3 separate regions of the Mus musculus genome follow, and all the other regions are linked to region 1. A link is a loop called in an ENCODE intact Hi-C map of the cell type or tissue named here. Cell type or tissue: left cerebral cortex. All regions are shown on one strand.

What was found. A loop is a pair of places that touch in the nucleus more often than their neighbours do. Peaks named below come from ENCODE experiments on the same cell type or tissue, not always from the same donor. Only the 100,000 strongest peaks of a DNase experiment are listed, where the experiment ranks them.
Region 2: a loop joins it to region 1, with 6 times the contacts of the local background. A loop is called at or near these places in 13 of 42 quality-filtered maps.
Region 3: a loop joins it to region 1, with 8 times the contacts of the local background. A loop is called at or near these places in 21 of 42 quality-filtered maps.

What each region holds. Positions count from the first base shown.
Region 1 is chr9:46,734,598-46,737,097 of GRCm38, reverse strand. No RefSeq gene overlaps it. Among named protein-coding and RNA genes, the nearest start is that of Gm31614, 95 kb to the left of the region's middle. In left cerebral cortex, CTCF peaks have their summits at 1,111 (motif pointing right) and 1,319 (motif pointing left); DNase peaks (open chromatin) are centred at 493, 1,176 and 1,307; H3K27ac peaks cover 438 bases.
Region 2 is chr9:48,257,041-48,259,540 of GRCm38, reverse strand. Gm51672 (a long non-coding RNA gene) reads left to right here. Exons shown (of 4, transcript XR_003948154.1): 4 at 1-2,500. It also overlaps a transcript of Nxpe4 not described here. Among named protein-coding and RNA genes, the nearest start is that of Gm51672, 26 kb to the left of the region's middle. In left cerebral cortex, a CTCF peak has its summit at 1,321; a DNase peak (open chromatin) is centred at 1,318.
Region 3 is chr9:47,707,516-47,710,015 of GRCm38, reverse strand. All of the region lies in intron 1 of Cadm1 (cell adhesion molecule 1), which reads right to left. Among named protein-coding and RNA genes, the nearest start is that of Gm10677, 110 kb to the left of the region's middle. In left cerebral cortex, a CTCF peak has its summit at 1,508 (motif pointing right); DNase peaks (open chromatin) are centred at 1,533, 2,094 and 2,378; H3K4me3 peaks cover 305 bases; H3K27ac peaks cover 924 bases.

The sequences.
Region 1 (2,500 bases):
CCCCCCTTTTTAGGGAGGATCACTTTCATTCTATTTGTTTTCTCCTTCCAACCCCACTATGCTGTCTACCCAACACCAGCACACACAGTGGCTTCCCCAGACCTATCTCTCCCATGTCTTCCATCTGGGTAGGAAAGACATATTTTGATTCACATCTCAACCACCTTGTCCCCCAGTAGCCACCTCTCCTGCCTTCCTCTCCTTCCCCTCTCTATACTCTTTCTTCTCTGCTTTCCTACTCTCCCTCCTAACCCTTCTTTCTCTTCTCTCTGCTTCCCTTCTCCTGTCTCTGCAAGCTGTAGTTCAGATTCCCAAAAACAACAGAAGCACCACGCCCTATTATGACTCCCAACCAGGCTGGTGAAACTCTCCTAATCTCAGAGGGAGGCTGCCCATGAATGAAGAAATGAGGCACCAGTGGGAGAAGGGAGAATGGGATGGGGGTGAGGCTGGTAGACAGTCCAGGCTGGGGAGTGGCAGAGCTTGGGAAGATGGCCTCCCTGGCCCCTTGGTTGAGAAGAGCAGAAAATGCTGCTGAGTCACCAGTCCTGAGACAGTGCAGGCTTAGCTGGCAATGGGGCAGGGGACTCTGAACACTGGCTCAGGAATGGAGGCCTCTGGAGCTGCTGGAGACAAAGAGGCCAGTGCAGTATGCCTCCACCTCCCTAAAGGACCTGGTGCCTCCTCTTCACTTCCCAGTGATCCAGGCCAGAGCTTACAGGTCTCCCCTACTCCTGCAGCTACTTGGCCTTATCTCTATTGTGAGCAATTGACCAGGACTTGGATCTCTTGATGCAGAGATAGTCCTAGCTAACCAGTGTTCTGTTGTTTCTAGGGGTCCCTCAGAGAGATCCCAGGGTGCTGGAGGAAGGATATTGTTTACATGCCCCTAAAAGGGTAGGTAAGGTGGCTGGCGCTCAGGCTAGCTGCTCTAGGTGGATACTTTGTGGAAGTCTGGTTAGTGAGTAGGAAGGAATGAACCACCAAAATATACATGCATGCTCCATGCCCTAAGCCAAAACCAGCAGCTAGGAGCTACCTGCAGAAGCAAAGTGCAGAGAAAGTCACCAAGGATACCAGATCCTATTCTGGTCAAATCAGCACTCCTTGCTCCAGGGGGCGCTCTGTTCAAACATCTGCCATCTGCCTCTAGGCACTTTGAGAACAAGGTCCCCCAGAAACAGAATCCAGCAGGAGTCCAGTAACAGTTTGAGAGGTCTGGTCCCTGCCTCTGAAGCCACACACATGCCGCTGAACAAGCCCGGGACCTCAGGCTGATTTGGCACCCTCAGACCCCTCTGGCCATTGCCAGGTAAGTACTCCAAGCAATACATCTATGTAGAGCAAGCCTGCCACCTGGTGGAAAGGCCATCCAACTGCAAGCCGGGGTTTCTCAGGGTGGTTCTGTCCAGTGTCTGGGGTTCCATAGCACAGGCGTCCATCCACCCGCTCCTGATAGCAGTACCTCCACAAGAAAAGACAGATCCCTGCCCCAGTCCTTCTGAAAGTTTTGTCAGTACAGATGAGCAGAAGGTAGGGACGAGAGGAGTTCAAAAGGCTGAGGCCTGTTTGGAGCAGGTATTTGGTGCCTCCTGGTTGGCTCGTCCCTGGACATGAGTGAGGAAGTGACAGAGAGAGGCTGGATTCCAATCCTAGGTCCCTGCTACCCATCAGCGGAACAATTGCCTCCTTCCTTGGACACAGGGCCCCTCGGCAGACACATGGGCAGATGAGTAAGAGGCTATTCCAAGCCTAAGTGTTACAGCCAAGGCAGGCCAAGGAGAATCCATGGGTAGATGGGACATGTTAGAATAATCCCATCCAATGGAGGTGGCCCCATATATCCCAAGTACTTGTGTCTTCCTGTTCCTTTCACACACACACACACACACACACACACATTCATCTAAAAATTATATTTTATTACTGATTTGACATAAAGATTGAGATATATTAGAATATTTCTCTCAGCTTAAAAGTTTCTTTTCCTCGGGCCTTAACAGAAGTTGAAACGATGTTTACTGCCAACTGTGCCTAGTGGAGAAATCAGCCTGTGTCCGTCCATGACATTTAACCCTTTGCAGGAAGCAGAAAACCATCACCACCTACAGGCATTCGTCAAAGTCTCCCATTCTTCTCCAGAAACCCCTGGATTGCCATTACACAAAAACAAGAGCTGGGGGTTCCCCACTCCTAGACCAGCAGCCTCTTCTTGCCCAGCCCTTACGCTGAAGCCAAGCCACCACCATTGCAGGCCACCACCACCACCATCATCATCATTGTAGGCCACCTTCCCCACCATTGCAGGCCACCACCATCACTGTCACTATTGCATGCCACCACTACCATCATCACCGCCGCTGCCACTACCGCCAACACTTACATCAACACTACCATTGCCACCACCATCACTGCCATCACCACACAGCTATCTCCATGACAGTTCTTTGGTCTGCTGTTTTATTAATGCCTAATTTCCAATCTTCAAGAAGAGAGAGAG
Region 2 (2,500 bases), 1.5 Mb before region 1:
AGTTCTTGCTGCCTACACCAATCAACGATTTCCTTGGAGAGTGGCTTGTATTCCCTGGTCAAGCTCACACTTTGCATACCCTAGGTCTATCCTGAGGACCCAAAGCCCTCCTGCTGGGTTTCTGCAACCACAGAACCCCCCCCCCCCTCACACTGCTGTGTCTTTAAGATACATCCAGTCAACAGCTCCTCTTTGCCCCCGGCTCAACACTGATGTCCTTCAAGGGCCCCTCTATAGAGTGGTCCTAATTACCTCCTGCGGTCTCATCTCCATCACCTGTGCACCTCCTGGCTCCTGATTGGCTCCTTCCCCAGGATCCTAGGTTTTCCTCAGCACCTTAAGCTGAGTTGTCTATTCATCTCTGACATCACCAGGCCGATGCCTCATTGTGTGGGTCGGCTTGCCTGAGGTATGGGATGCTCAGGGGTTTATCTAAACAAGCTCTGGAGCATGCCCATGGGCCAGATCTATGGATGGGATTAGCATTTGAACAGATTGTCTCCACCAAGGTATCCTGTAATCTAATTGGATGGGAGTCTGAATAGAGCCACCGTGAGAGGAAGGGAAAACTCGTTCCAGATCACTTGAACCAGGAGATCTTTTGAGTTTTCTCCTGCCTGGGGCTGAGACTTACAGCCCTGGTTCCGTGGTTATTAGACCTTGGGATTGAGGCTGAACTATAGCACCATCTTCCCTGGGTCTCCAGCTTAGAACTCAGGCGGTGGGTATTCCCAGAATCCATCACTGTGTGAGCTGAGTCCTTACTATATAATGCTCCTTAAGGGTCCCATGTCTTGGAATAGTCTATTACACCAAGCCCCTGCCTCGGAAGCCCATCTGCTCCTCCCTTCACTGACCCTCCTGAGGACACACTCTTGCACCAGAGCGTGCTTCTGCTCGCCATTCGGCTTCCTTTCGGGTCCTGTCATCTAGCCATTGTCACCAAGACAGGAAAGAAGCAAAGCCCGATGAAAATGCAGAGAGCGAGGACTCCTAAAAGATCCCTTGGTATTATGACAAGTATCCGTTCTGGGTGTCCAGCCAGAACCCCCAAAGCGTCCTGGGCACAGCGTCTCCTCCCTGTGTTTTCACTGGGGGCCACGGCTTCTGAAGGTTTAGTGGGAGCGCAGGTGTGAACGTGAAGTATAGTTCCCCTCACACATTGCCTCAGATGTTGCCTGAAGTTCAGCTCCGTCTCCTTTTTTACTCTTTTCAGGTCTCCTTTTTTCTCCATTCCTAGTCTCTCTGCTCTCCTCAAAGGCCCAGAGAGAAGCAGGCGCTCCCAGACGCAGTAGGAGACTCCTTTCCAAAGGGGGCGCTCTAAGATCAGGAAAAGGGCCTTGAGGAACTTGTGTGTATTAGAGAGGATTTTGAGCGGGTACCAATGGCTGGACAGTTAAAAAAAAAATGACTTTTATGAAATCTTTGCCCTGATACGCTATCCATTTTCCCAGATGCCTTTTTAATATCTACCTACATAACTATATGAAATTATAGTAAGTCCTACAGCTGGGGATGAGGTTGTGACGGACAGCTGCGGTTTGGATCAGAACTCAAGGTGAGGTCTGCTCTAGAAGGCTGCCAAGCTGCAAGCCTCCCTAACGTGGGCAGGCCTGGGGAAGGGGCTGTACACCTAGCAGAGAGTTGCCTGCATCTGGCACCTGTCCCTCCCCTCTCCCTGAGATGTACCCCAAGCAGGCTACAGATCCAGTCAGCAGCCTCTCAGGCAGCAGGCAGACTCGGAGGCCTCAAAAGGGGGTGGGGAGAGAAGGAAGGATGGGAAAGTGAGCTAGAGAGAATGTTCTACGTGGGATAATTTCTGTAAGAGAGACTTTACACTGGTTGACCTGGACAGTGGTTCTCTGCTCCTCCGGGAGGCTAGAGAGCACACCCCTTATTTCACTTATTACCTGCGAGGATGTGTAGGCTAGCCTGAGCACTTCCCACTGAGCCTCTGACACCTTGGTTACCGGGGAGAAAGCTGATTGTGTCTGGCATGCAATTGATCTCACCCCATACAGGGGAGACAGTGAGTGGAGGAAGACACACACATCCGCAATGGACCCAAAGCCTCTCCCGGTCTCTATGGGAGGACAAAAGACGGTTCAGGAGAGCGTGCAGTAAGAATGCTTCTGCAGAGGCCTTGGGAGGGTGAGACCCGGGTGGCAGTGTCTGTTAGGGCTGGCATCCTAAGATCTCTTGCTTCACAGCCTGCTCCAGATGTCCGGTGCAGCTCAAAAGGAGCAGGGTCCACAGCCTGTGTCCCAGCAACCTGTGGGCTAACTTTACAGTGCTTGTCACCTTACGCGTTTTGTCCATCTGCCAAACCCATTTCCACGGTGCTCGAGAGCGGGAGGCTGCGAGGCTCACATCTGTGGCTGATAACACACGACCTTGTGTGAATCAGGGAGCTAAGAGGCTTTGCTTTGCTGTTTTGGAGAGACCTCTGGCTCAAGGCACTGCACTAGGAGGGCAGCAGAGATACTGTCAATTACAGACC
Region 3 (2,500 bases), 970 kb before region 1:
GATGCTCTAAATATTTATTTTTAGAAACCATTAGTCAGTTGTTTGGTATAAACATATGAAATACTGTATTTAAAATCGTTTCAGCTCCAATGTGTGGCCTTCCCCATCAAATAACTAACATGTTTTTCTTATCTGTAAATTCCTTTTGATGTTTAAATAGAAACCTAAGTGTCTAAACCCAGAAAAATATCCAAATTCCACAGTCTATTTTAACATGGGGCTTGGTGGGAAATTTTTCATTTGACTAGACAGCTCTCTCTAGCCAACAGGCCATTATACAAATCTACTAGAAGCCAACTAGTAAGGATTTCTAAAGAAGACAAATGACTTAGAAAATACAAAGTTACGGGAAATTCGAGAGGATGAAATGACAGAAAAGCAAAACAGAAATTCAGTTTTAAACAAGGACATTTACGAAAAGCTATAGAGGTAAAGAGACAGGCTCAGAACCTACTTGAGTTTCTTGGGGAACGTGTGGAAGATAACCAGGAGTTATTTCCCAGAACCCTGAATGAATGATGATGTCATTTGCCCAGAAGTTGGAGGAGGGGGGAAAGAAAAGCTAGAAATACTACAAAGAAGGGCAGGTTACATGACTGTGTCTTTTGTAGTGGACAGATGAGGACACGTGCTCAAGCTGATGTGAGCCACAGTGGGTCTGGGAGGCAGAGTGGTGGAGTGGGGGTCGGGGTGTGGTGCAAGATGACACAAAAAACCCAGCAGGGTGCAGGCAGAGAGTTCAAGAACAGGTCTGGGTTAGGGGTGCTGGTGGGGAAGGGAGAGCTGAGCTCATTCACTCGCAGGCAGAAACCTACCTTCTTAACTCCTTTCAAGCCAAATCCCTCCAGCGTGGAACAATGGAGAGCTTAATTCAGTGATACAGTTATGAAAGGCTGATGAATGAAAATAATTGATCCTCATTATCTCTTCAGCACCTTTAATGCACCAGCAACAGCGATCACCTGTCTTTCCCCCTGAAGTCTCTGAACTGGATCATGCATCTTGAACTTCCTTGACTGTAGTTCCCCCCACCCCTTTGTTAAACTCAACATTTCTTTCCAAAGAAAACAAATAGAAACAAACAAGAAAATAATGGATTGGCTGCCACTCTGTCCACAAAAAAAAAAAAAAAAAAAAAAAACAAAGGAAACTCAAAAGTGAAGTCTGCAGCCCTTGTAGGCTGTCCCCTCCAACGCCCATCTGTAACTGCTCTCTCTTGCTGGAGTGTCCAAGGAAAAGGCTCAGGGCAGCAGAAACAGAGACCTTACCAAGCAATTACCGGTGAGGAATCTTCTGCCAAAACAGTTAGTACAGACGTAACCTTTCTTCCCATAGAGCTTAGCATCATCCCGTGGCCAAAGAGAGGCTTGATAAATACTACATGCTGAACAAGTGATCAACTTGATAGGGGGGGAAAAAAACCCTAAATATGAGGAATGACCACGGGGAGAAGTCCAGTGCTTCCATGAGAAGCTGAGGTTACCGCGCTTCCTGCCTCCTGTAGGTGGCGCCAAACTCCTTGAAGAAAGGGACAGGCAGAGTGAAAGGCTGCTGCTGTGTCTACACAGACTGGAGAACCCTCTTCTGAGTTGGCAGTCTCTCTTCCAAGGCTGCTCTTCTTCACTGCGCTGGCAAGCCCTGGATCAAAGAAATGGCTCACCTGCACTGCGTTAATTACGAGCTGCCCTTTCCCTGAGTGCCCAGCCTCGCATTACGGGATGACCAGCTCCGCAGCAGAGCTCCACAGTGTTGGGCAAATGGAAGGTTAGTTACAGGGGCTATTAAAAGGATTGGCAAAGGTAAAAGCGCATTTTAAAGCCATTAGGATCCCTTGCATTAAGTCTTAGTAAAGAAATGCCACGAGGCTACTATTGAAAGCCACCAGCCAGAAACTGGGATCCACAGGTAATCAGCAGTAAGTTGGGCTACCGTGGCAGAGGGCTCTCATGCTTCTGAACGGTCCTGATCTGTTAGGCCTTGGTCAACACGCAAGAGTGCCAGTGAGGCCTCCAGGAACACCACCCAGATGTGCACTTCCTGGAGAGTAGCCAGAGCTGGGACTTTGGCCCTCACCATCATGAAGCAGTGGGAAGTTCCGTGGGGGGTGTAGTGGGGAGAACTGAAGAGGCTTGGTCAAGCAAGAATAAAAGAGGCTATGGGCAGGGTGTGTCTCTGAGGACTACACAGCCAAGCAGGAACTGGATATTTCAACCCAGGTTTTCACTTGCATTCTCTAGGTCCGATTTTTATAACAAATAAACATTTTCTGCCAAGATCCTAAAATTTTTTTTAACAACAGCCGCCAAAACCGACTTCTATTCTGCACAATTATATAAGACCGAGCAGAGCACTGCTCTCATTTTTGAAGCTTTGTTTTAAGCTCGCTCATTAATCTTTCAGTCTTTTCCCATCTCTGCTTGACTATAACTGCCCTGAATTTATCCAAGCCTGCAGTATGCCAGGCTCACTGGTGTCTAAATCACCGAGAGCTGAATACACA